Regions from separate parts of the Homo sapiens genome. Here region 2 is linked to region 1. The links are chromatin contacts, found by Hi-C or POLR2A ChIA-PET in ENCODE. All regions are on one chromosome and are shown on one strand. The core of a region is the stretch at or near the end of the contact, and the rest is flanking DNA. Distances in the headings are between cores, read along the strand shown.

Evidence for each region. Hi-C counts contacts between places; a loop is a spot of excess contacts on that map. ChIA-PET counts read pairs that join two places held with the same protein, here RNA polymerase II (POLR2A). Pooled maps may share reads with other maps.
Region 2: a loop to region 1 is called in a map of B cell, with 6 times the contacts of the local background. The contact joins the promoter of PXDC1 here to the promoter of SLC22A23 in region 1. A Hi-C loop is called at or near these places in 43 of 168 maps with a recorded cell type or tissue (A673, B cell, CD4-positive, alpha-beta T cell and 32 more), 2 of 37 single-sample maps with no recorded cell type and 36 of 50 pooled maps. POLR2A ChIA-PET finds 5 or more read pairs at or near these places in 1 of 52 experiments (MCF 10A).

What each region holds. Positions count from the first base shown.
Region 1 is chr6:3,453,648-3,459,326 of GRCh38, forward strand. It overlaps SLC22A23 (solute carrier family 22 member 23), which reads right to left and starts at 3,403. Exons shown (of 10, transcript NM_015482.2): 1 at 2,259-3,403. The coding sequence starts at 2,912. LOC643327 (a long non-coding RNA gene) reads left to right here and starts at 2,056. Exons shown (of 2, transcript NR_147844.1): 1 at 2,056-2,604. RefSeq lists silencers at 3,171-3,400, 3,461-3,680.
Region 2 is chr6:3,749,590-3,755,268 of GRCh38, forward strand. PXDC1 (PX domain containing 1) reads right to left here and starts at 2,124. Exons shown (of 5, transcript NM_183373.4): 1 at 1,687-2,124. The coding sequence starts at 1,942. RefSeq lists silencers at 1,348-1,427, 2,178-2,417, 2,468-2,637.

The DNA.
Region 1 (5,679 bases), core at 2,153-4,652:
AGGGCACACACACGCTAAAGGATACATACTAAATACAGGATACATGCTGAAGACAGCATGAGGCTTATTTGCAAGAGAAAGATCATGGAACAGAGCAGGAAAGAGGCACAAAAGGCAGCTTCTCAAACCCTGAGCTTTTATCCACTGAAAGAAGGCAAAGGCTCCTTCCACTTTCTGCTTCTACTTGGGATGTGGGCTGACAAGCACCTGACCCCTGGAACTCCTGCACTCACCATAGTGTACATCCCACATTAGTGCATCTGATACAGTATTCAACATACACAGCAGCACAGGAAAAGTCTGCCTTCCAACATGCCAAAATGTGCTTGAAAAGCTCTTTGAAGCATTTGTTATGTGCTTGAAACACACAGAACACTGGGAAGGCAGTCCTTTATTTAGATCTTTTTTGTCTGTGAAAATCAATATGTCCTTTCTAGGCTTTACTGTATAAGAAAATGTGTGTCTAATTATTGTTCCCAGGTTTCCCCTCTCAGTCTGGCCCAGTAACTGCAACGTGTCATCAAGCATCACCCAAAACATGCCACACACATGAGGGCTGTCTGTGACCCTCTCGAATGCTAATTTAGAAAAACTGCCCAGCTCTCCAATATGCCTCCATAGTCTGCTTTTAAGAACTATTTTTGTTCTCTCCTCCCACCGTGCATGGCTGAGTGTGAATAGCTGTTTCCTGGGTCCTCACTGCCAAGGTAATGGCACTCTATCCCATCTCATCACTTTCAAGTTCACCTCTACTTTGACCCCAGGACACAGCGCTCTTCACACATACTCACTTTGATCCATTATTCTCCCTCTGCTCTAGAAAGACACTTGAAATACTTAACAATGTTGCCAAATCCTCAGTCTGTCAGACATACACAGTGATTTAAATAGTCATTGTTCTTAATTTTTCTTTGCTGCTAAACCAACAAAGAAATATTGCCCTCCGTGAAGGGAAAACAGTCACAGAAACACCTTTAGAAAGCAGGGGGTAGGAGGTGGGTGGGATCAAGGTGAACCCAGCTAGAAGGACCTTCCCCATTACCTTGCAGGGCAGCAGGGGCAGCTCAGTCAGACAGTTCCCACAGGACAGAGCATTTCTGGCCAGGTTGGTACAAGATTAAAACAATGATTATGATGATGTAAGAGTTTATCTTACACATCCATGAGCTACAACTGTTAACCAATGCACACGGGGGGAGGAGGTTACATGCACATTGACTATTTAAAACTGTCCAATTTCATACATTTCGACAAAGCATTTAAAACTCTGCCAGAACAGCCCAGAATGGGTAGCGGGTGGGGTGGAGGAGAGTCTGTATTTACTTTAAAATGTGAATTAATTAGTTTAGACACAAGGAGCAAAACTACAAATGTCTTGATATCTCTTATATGTTAAGAATAAAATTACAGCTGTCTAGGGGCATTGAGTGTCCACCATTGCCCACTCTGTGTTTAGGCCTTCACACTTGTCTCACAACTCCCTTCTGCTACATTTCACACCACGCAATACCTCTGCAAGGGAGCTTTAGCTACAGGACTCAGAGGACAAGGTGCATGTTTCAGCTAAAGCACACCCCCGTTCTCAGTGCCTCAGCCCAAAGCAGCTGCTGTGTAAGAGCGGTGACGGCCGGGGAACACCCAAATGACATATTCTCCGCGTCCTTCCTATACTGTAGTGATGTTTACTGAAGTGCTGAGAAAACATGGGAGGAGACACTGGGGTAGCAAAGCCTAAAGTCAGATATCTTTGGGGAGGACTAAGCATCGGCTGCGGGTTGGGGATTTGCAGGAGTCTTTGCTTCTCTGGCTCTCCAGTTCTTTAGTAGGCTTTACCTGTGTCAAAATCAAGTGCGAGATGGAAGACTATTGCTTTGTGGGAGACCCAGGGACAACTAGCCGGGCAGAACAGGGCTGTGGTCCCGACTCCCCCAGCAGACCTTGAACGACGCCAGTCCGACTCCTCCAGAGGGGGCTGGTGACAGGTCAGCTGCCTCGCCCCGAGGGTGGGGGAAGGGCGCGCTTTCCATCCGCGTACTGGGACAGGAGTTTGGGTGCAAACTAGTAAAGGCTATGGTGCTCCCTTTACACCCAAGTAAAGGCATGTGGTTTGGGGGACGGAAGGAGATTAAGCCAATGCGGAATGCCCTACACACACTCTAGCACCACCACTTTGGGGACTTCGGTTCTCCCGCTGGCTCGGGCTTGGACCTCGGTCTGCAGGGAGAGGGTTGGAGGGACTGGGCGGCTGCGGCCCTTACCTTGCTGACCACGTTCTGGACGAGGCCGGCGCGGATGCCGTAGTCCCATGCGCGGCAGTCACAGTTGGAGGCGTTGTCCCCCTTGTCCGGAGGGGATGGCAGGGGTGGTGTGTCGCCTCCGTCCGCGCCGCTGCTGTTGCTCCGGTTGCCCGCAGCCTCCCAGGGGGCAGTGGCGAAGGGGGTGGTGGGGAGGCTGGTCCAGTTGCCCATGTCCCCGCCCCGGCCTGTGGTGGTGACCCCTGCCAGCTCGGTGCCTTTGCCGGCCCCGCGGCACCAGAAGTTGGGCTGGTCCAGGAGGAACGAGTCCGAGAACTGGCTGAAGCCGATGAACAGCGCCGGGATCCAGGTGAGCAGCACGAGGGTCTTCTGATAGCCCCCGCCCAGGCCCCCGAGGAAGGGCAGCACCGACCCGTCATAGTCCAGCAACAAGAGGCTCGGGGCCGCAGCCGCGGAGCAGCAGCTCGGGTGCGGGCCGCCTCCAGGATGCAGTGGGGGCAGCGGCTGGATCTCCGCGCCGCCGCCGGGGCCCGCGCGTCCCCCGAGGGGCGCCGAGGCCGCCGCGTCCCCGGGCGGCAGGGAGCCGTTCTCCTCGGCCGGGGCCGGCTGCCGCCCAGGCCCGCCGCCCGCCGCCTCGCGCCGCCGGTCTATGGCCATGGCCCGGGCCCGCGGCTCCCGCAGAGGCGCATAGAGCGCGGCGGAGGCTCCGCGGGCGCCCCGGGCACAGCGCGCCGGGCCAGGCGCCTGCAGCCGCTGCCGCCGAGGAGGGCCCGCGGCTCGAGAGAGAGCGCTCGGCGGCTCCGGGTGCGTCAGGCCGCCCCCATGTCACCCGCCGGACCCCGCGCCCCGGGCGCTGCGGCCCCGCTCGGGCGCCGGGCAGAGGCGGGCAGAGGCCGGCCGGGCCCTCAGCCGCCGCGGCTCATCAGTTCCGCGGCCCGGGCGCCGGCTGCCGAGCCCGCCGCTCTCCGCTGCTCCGCGCCGGACGCGGCAGGAGGAGGAGCCGGCGCCGCGCCCGGCCCGCGCCCTTGCCGGCGGTTCAGGGCCCTGCGGGCGGCGGTGCGGGCAAAGGCTGCTGCTCCCGGGGTGGCCGCGCTGTATTTCTCCGACTTCGGGCGCCTCCCGGAAGCCGCGAGCTCTGGACCCAGCCTGCCGAGCCGGCCGCGCTCTCCAGCTCCTGGAGCCGGCCCCACTCCTCCTCCTCCTCCTCCTCCTCCCCCTCCTCCCTGCCCCCCGGCCCGCCCCCTCTCCCCCCGCCGAGGTGGAGGTAACCGCGGCACCTGCTGCGCTCGGCTCCTGCTCGCGAGCGCCCCCTCCAGCCCGGACGCGCGGCCGCCGCCGCCCGGGATCCACGGGAGGGGGGCGGGGGAAACGGGACACCCCGGGCCCGCCTGGCTGGAGGATCCCCTGCCCGTTGCCCGTTTCGCGCCGGGCGGGGCGGGGGAGGAGGAGACGCGCGTAGCAGGGGTCGCCGGCCGGCGACGGGTCCCGGCAAAGTCGGCGTGCGCTGAGAACGTGTGGGCCGGGTCTTCTCTGAGGCTGGGCTCCCGCAGCCGCGCGGGCCCCCCACCCACTCCGCGCGCGCCAGGTCTCCGTGACCTCTGTCTCTTCAGAGGTGCCCGGCGGTCCCGCTGCCCGCGCCCCGCTCCCAGTCCCAAGCCCGAGGGTCTTCAGCCTTCGGGAACAACCCTCTGCGCTTTTTCCAGGAGCGAATAAGGTTGATTTTTGTGTCCGTGGAGCAGGGTCAAGGAGGCGCCTTTGCCAATTTCAGGTCGCCAGTCCCCCGCAGTGTCTGGCCACCTGCGACCCGCCGCACCCACTCCCAAATCGCCATTTCTTCCCCCACTCCTAAGTGCATGCGATGTAAGCACGATGCTGGGATATATCTCCAACACAAGTTATAATACACACAGTATAAACGTGATGGCATTCCCCACCCCCTCCCTAAGATCTTGTATTCACGTTTGGAACGCCGTGTGCACAGGCGCACACATCTATACTCTCACACAAGAAGACAAACCTCTCCCTCCTCTCCTGCTCCAGCGCCAACCTTGCCCAGCCAGCGCTGTATAAATAACACCAGCCCTGCGGCAAACGGCTACATTAGCATATTTCCTCCTGCACCCAGCGCACGCACCAAAGAGAATTATCCGGCACCTTTCAACCCAGCGTCCCCACATTTTGGAGGCATTTCATATTCTGAGAAGTTTATTAATGGAAGTCTTAAATGGAGCAATCCATTTCTAGTCTTATTTGGGGCAAAAAAAAAAAAAATGTTTAGCTTTCCAAAAGGATATATTCTAAGCTCCATATACTGAATGTATTCTTTTGCATTTTCATTATTTGCTCAGCTAACCGCTGCACAATTTAGTGGAATACATTTTTAACCTGCAGTTCAGTGTTAAGGGCAACATGTGTTTACTGCATAAAATGCTGGCACATACGTACCAGAGAACTATTTCTGAAGGCTGCCGGGGGGCGGGTCTTGGGGGACAGGGGAGGTTGTGGACCTTCCTGCGTGGCCGAGAAGGGGTGATTAGATAACAATGGGCGGAAGGGGCCCTAAGGGCTGCAAAAGACACCAGACCGCTGAGAAATGGGTCTGGAAACCACATATATAAAGAGCTGGGGGCTTGGGGCGGGGGGGGACACGATAGTGCACGTTGTGTACGTGGTAATTTTTCAACTTCACATTATTTATTAGCTTAACTTTTCTTTTCCTTCCCTCTCCTCCCCTCATTTGAAGAGCTAATACATGCAAAGTTCTGACCTCCATGCCTGGAACAGAGTAAGTGCGCAATGAATGTTAGACATGTATTATTACCAGTGCTCCTCTTGCCATTACATACAATCCACATTTCTTTTTGAATTGAAATATAACTTTACGGATTTTATTTATTTTCCTTTCAGTGGCTGATTTTCCAGAAGAGGTCCACTTTGTGTCTGGCTCTGCCTCCCTTCCCCCACAGTCACAAGGACCCATTTGTTTTCTTGTAACTGATCACAAAAGGAGCATTGCCATTGACCTTAATGGCCCTTCCAATCAGAATAACTATCATAGCCAGCGTTTCAGAGTTGGCTTTCAAATTCACACTCTCACTCAGTCCTCACATTCAGCGCCCCAAGAAGTGGGCTTTCAAAGAGAAACAGCAAGGATCAGGTGACTGACTACCAGATCAAAGAGTTGGTCCCCAGCTGAGCCAAATATCTGGTTTTGAACCCAGATTTTCTGACTGGACATTACCGGATTTCTCCATTTCATCATACAGGGGCAACTATAGGGAAGAGTTTACAAAGATGTTTGTTAATGTGCATTTTTACGTGGGAGAAGCCCTGGCCCTAGGAAAAGAGTTTCATTGTGAAGATGTTATTAGTCTTTGTTCGCAAAAGGTGGTAAAAATCCTCAAATGGTACATTCTTAGAATTT
Region 2 (5,679 bases), core at 874-3,373, 290 kb after region 1:
GATGCAACTGAAACCACGCCCTCTTTCCACCGTCTGGCCCAACCCCAGCCAGAAGCAGCTGATGGGACGGTAACAATGACAACTGGCATTTATGGAGAACCTGCTCTTGTTAGACCCTCTACCATGCCTTTCAGTCCTCACAAACGTCAGAGACCACAAGCACAAAGTTACAGGTGGGGAGCCCCACGGGGATCCCGCTCCAACCAGCCTGCCTGGGGTCACGGAGCTCAGACGCCTGACCACAGTGAAGCTCAGGGACTCCAGTGTATTTAAGCCTCGTTCCAGGAAAGGTCATTGAATAAACCGCTGTTCCTTCACGATGCTTTCCTGATTTGGGCATTGATTTGTTAAATTTAAAATATCATAACAAACAGCAAATCCAAGGAAAACTGCTTCCATGCTTGAAATAACACCCAACTGTCTGGAGAACAGCTATAAATGTGAGGCTCTGGGGAGCAGAGGGAGGCCTGAAAGGCGGGCCTTCTCGCTCAGGGCCCCAACTCGCTGGCTGTGGGAGCCCTTCCAAAAGATGTGTCATGAGAACTAAGCTAATTATCCACGTAATTCTCACACTGGGGTTGGGGCCATCGCCAGGGGAAAGCACAGGTTATCTCAAGAACGCAGCCAGATAGGAGGCTGGGGAGACTTGGACGGGCCACCTTCTGCTTCAGTAACTTGGCCCCAAGCTTTCAGGAGGTCTCTGCTTAGAGGAGGACTGCAGAAAAGAAGGCTGCTGGGCCACTGTCCCAATGTTCCGAGCTACAGGTGGTCACCCATGGAGGGGGGTGGGACCTGCTCGGAAGTCCTCCAGTCTTCCCGCCCCTTCTCCCCTCCCGGCCCTCCCAGGCGGCCCCTCTCCTCGGCCTGCCCCCTCCACCCCGCAATTCTTCCCGTCTCAATTCCAGTCCCTCTCTCTTGCGTCCTCCCGGCTTCCACCCCCTCAGCCTGGCCTCCAAAAGAAAGATCGGGCAGAGCGGTAGGAAAAGGGAAGCCACCGCGGTTTCTGAAAACAAGAATTCCCGCGAGCCAGGACGGTCACGAGGCCGGGGAGGAGGCGGCGCAGCTGATCAAACGCGAATGGGGACCAGCCCTGGCGGGGGTGCGGGGGGGCCCTGGCTGTCCGCGGCAGCCGCGGGCGGGGCGGCCGCTCCGAGGAGGGACGGAAGGGCTGCGTGGCACCTCGCGCTCGAAGACCAGGGGCGCGCCCTCCGCGGGGAGAACTCGGGGCGGCGGCCAGACCCGACGCGACCCCCGGCTCGGACCCTGCAGTTAACTGCTCCCAGACGCTTTCCCAGTGCGCCCGCCCGCCGGCCCTCGGGAGGTACCGGGCAGGGGGCTAGGGCCGGGCCGACCCTGTGAGCCGCTCAGCCCCGGGCGCCCCCGCCCTCCTCGGAAGTGACTCGTCCTCAGGGAGAGTCCGGCGCCCGCCCTGCCGGCCTCGGCCCCTTTCCCGCCCCATTTGGCTCCTCCGCCGGGGGCGCCCCCAGGCTGGGCAGGCTGGCTCCCCGTCCCCCTAACCCCGCCGCCCGGGCACCCCTCGTCTGCGGGCGCGGGGTCCAAGTGTCCCCTGTCCAGGGCGGGCAGAAAGGAGAAGTCGCAATCTCGGTTGAAGTCTCTTCCCCGCCTCCTTCGTGCACTTCAAGGCTGCCTCGGCCCCGCGCCCCTCCCGCGTCCCCGGCCCCGCACCTTGCCGCAGCGGCCCCTGCGCCAGTTCGGACCGGTCCTCGGGAAAGGCGTCGCGCAGGCGCTGCCACAGGCGGCCCAGGTCCGCCAGGCTGCGGTGCAGGTAGAGCACGCTGCGGTCCGACCACTCCGTGCGGATCTCGAAGAACTCCTCTTCGTCGCCGCGCCGGCTGACGATGAGCCTGCGGATGCCGTTCACCCAGCAGCCGCGCACGAACATGTTCACGAGCGACGTGCCCTCAAACACCGCCGAGGCCATGTCGCACGCATGCCCCCGCCAAGGGCTCCCCAGCCCCGCCGCCCGCCCGCCCGCAGGAGGCGCGCCCCGGCCGGGGTCGTCCCGGGTCTGTCCGTGGCCGGGGTCGTCCGGGGTCGGCCCGTCACTCCAAGGAGGCTGCGTATGGCCCGCGTTCGGGGCAGCGGGGCGGCGCGGCGGCGAGTGGCTCGGGCCGGCCGGGCGCGGCTTTATAAGGCGCTTCCCATCGCGGGCGGCGCGGTAGTCGACGTCGAGGTTAGGCCGCGTCCGCCTCCCGCCCGCCTCCCGCGGAACGGGCGCCGCGGGCCGCTCTGGAAAGGAAGAGGTCCGGCTGGCCGCGCCCCCGCCGCCTCCGCAGAGACCGCGCTGCCGCGGCCACGAGAACCCCCGGAGCCGGGAGCCGGGCCGAGTCCCAAGCGCTCGCCCCCGCCTCGCGCCCCCCGCGCCTCCTCCCTCGCGGCCCCGGAGCCGCAGGTCGGTGACTGGACCAGCCGGGAAGGGAGGCGGGGCGGGCCCTGCTTGCCAGGCGCTCGGCGCAGACTTTTTTCTCTTTCCGTTTCGCGATCCTCGGGACCTCCCAGGGCTAGGAGCTGCGCGCCCCACCCGGCCCGCGAGGGGATGGCAACTACCCGGGGTCCGGAGGCGGGGCTGCGAGTGTCGGGGCGGGGGGCGCGGGCCGGGTCGAGCACCGCCCCGACGAGGGCCCAGGCCAGTCCGGCCCGCCCCGGGTTCCCTCCGTGCCTCAGGTCCCCTCCGTGCCCCGCGTCCTCCCGCGCATTCCGGTCATGCCTCAGCCGCGCCAAGGCCTGGGACACGGCCGGACAGACCGCGGGGCAGCCCTCGGAGAAGTGGGAAGAGGGGAGAAAACAGTGGCGAAAAGAAGGTCTCCTGGGAAGGAGCGCCCTGGGAAGCTGGACGCGGTGGGTGCTCTTGAGGGGCCTCAGGAGTGGACTTGGGGAAACCGCCCGCCCTGAAAACTGACTCAGCGGCGCGTTACTGAGGCCGTTCCTAGTTGGAAGAGAATTAATAGCACTTGTTTGAGAATTACAAGTTAGTTCCAGAAATGAATCGAGTGACCTCACAGCCCGTAGGCAGGGGTGGGAGAGCCAGGGTGAGCCCCTCACCTCACCCCGCCCCCGCCCCGGCAGCGCTCTGGAAAGCCTCAAAGCCCAGCGCTGCGCGGAAATGTTAGAGGCCCAAGGCAGGTGGCCTGTCTGGACTCAGACCCGACCCAGATGTCCCCCCAGGTCCCTACCACTCAGTCCCACCTGCCTCGACTCAGTCCCGACCCAGATGACCACCCCCCCCCCGCCCCCACCACGACCAACTTTTATTCCGACTGCGCCAGTGACTTGCAGATAGCATAGCTTCAAATTTCCTCACCTGGTCTGGGGCGGTGAACAGGTCAAGATGGAGAGTGTCAAGAGAGACTTTTGCTTTGTCTATGATGTTTTTATATACACTTGCTAATTAAATGAACGCATATGTTTCCTGTGTAATTTTGTATAGGGGAATAGGGGCCGTGGGAACTGGAAGTAAACAGCCAGTGTGCCAGCAGCTCTTGACTCTAGGTGGTGGGAATAAGTGCCGTTGTAACCACAGTACCAGCCCAAACGGGGCTTACTCTGTTTGTAACAATGTTGAGTTACCTTGCAGGTATAACAGAGCCAAAAACTCTTAAGTCACAAAGCCCAGGCATGCACCATAGAAAAAGATTTGATCTCTAACAAACATCCAGAACCAACTATTCGTCTCCTTGGAACGAAGAAGACTGGGACATGACTGGAACCCGAACATTCGAACTCTCAGAAGGGAAGGGTCTCTTGGCCCAGAAGATAGGGGCTAAAATCCACCTCAACATACCGTACCATAAATGGCCAAATTTGAAGGCCTTCAAACAGATCCTGCCCAGCCAACATTTCTAAGTCCTTTCCTTTGCCCTCTGCTTCCTTAGAACTTGCCCCAGACCCCAAATCAGGGAGGAAGATTTGAACCTGCCTCCTGTCTCCTTGCTGGCTGGTCTTGCAATAAAGTCTTTCTTTTCTCAAAGGCAGTACCATGGTATTGCTTCCGTGTACATTGAGCAGTGAGCCTGAGGCAGGAAAATAGGGTCAGGAGGCAGGGAACATAAGGCCAATTCACACTTCGGCTGTAACAGGAAATATCCACTCCATAGGGCGTATGCTGTAAGTGACTTTGTAACTTTACTTCATCCTCTGCATTTACGTAGAGGGTAAGTGAAGTAAACAATGGAATCATCTAGGGGATATTTAAACTTCCAAAAATTCTGTAACGGGGCCTTTGAGCCCCTATGTTCGGGCCGCTCCCACACTGTGGAATGTAATTTCGTTTTCAATAAATCCCTTCATTCCTTCCTTGCTTTGTTTGTGCGTTTTGTCCAATTCTTTGTTCAAGATGCCAAGAACCTGGACATCCTCCACCGGTGACAAGCCCATTTGCTTAATAAGATTATTATTTTCTTCTCAGTATTTTTCTGTTACTTATTTTCTGAAAGTGCCAGGAAGAGGAGGGCAGGCAGGACCACCCCAAAACAGGCCACCTGTGGTATCATGGTGACCTCTAACCCCAGCCCCCAAGAATATGAAAGTGATGACGACTCTTATGAAGTGTTGGATTTAACTGAGTATGCAAGAAGACATCAGCGGTGGAATTGAGTGTTTGGCCCCAGTTGGAGACCTATGGTGTTACAGAGAAATACTCAGTAGCTACCCAGATTGGAATGTGTGGCGTGACAGGCTGGTATGCAGGATTTTTGCTCCCAAAAGTTGGGAAGGTTGCAGCAACTGCAGTGACTTCCAGATTGACTGGAAGAGAATTGAAAGAGACGTACATAAAGCAAAAAGACATACTAAGGCCCGGGCGTGGTGGCTCATGTCTGTAATCCCAGCACTTTGGGAGGCCGAGGCGTGTGGATCACCAAGTCAGGAGATCGAGACCATCCTGGCCAGCATGGTGAAACTCCATCTCTACTGAAACTACAAAAATTAGCTGGGCGTGGTGGTGGGCGCCTGTAATCCCAGCTACTTGGGAGGCTGAGGCAGGCGAATCGCTTGAACCCAGGAGGCAGAAGTTGCAATGAGCCGAGATCACGCCACTGCAATCCAGCCTGATGACAGAGCAAGACTGCATCTCAAAAAAGAAAAAAAAAAAAAAAGACAGACTAAGAAATGAGCAAATAAAGCAGCACCTGAAATCAACAATACAGTTGAAGAAGCAACTGACTTTATCAAACAGAACATTGTGATATCCACTGAATTTGTGGGAGGCTTTTTGCTAAGACTTGCATTTTAAAGACATGAATGGTCTACCATAGTAGACAGCTATGAGAAGTGGCGGCAACACAGTGTCCTCTCTCAACAGTACATGCTGCCGGATCTCAGAAAAACAACTAGCTGGACAATACTGAACTCACAACTTAGCATTTTGCCATCTGGAGCCTGGCAAACTGGTATTTGCTGTAAAACAACTTATGTGGTATGTGAACAGTAGTAGTTCTGAGCAAAACGTGGCTTTTATCATTTAAAAAAAAATGCTTCTCTTTAGAATTAGCTTATAAAATATCACCATTGGTTGTAGATATGGAGAGAAAAGAAACTGCTACATTTATTGCCTGGTGAAATATTAATCCCTTTTCATTTAAATAAGATGTTCTGGCTTGGCGCGGTGGCTCACACCTGTAATCCCAACACTTTGGGAGGCCAAGGAGGGAGAATCACCTG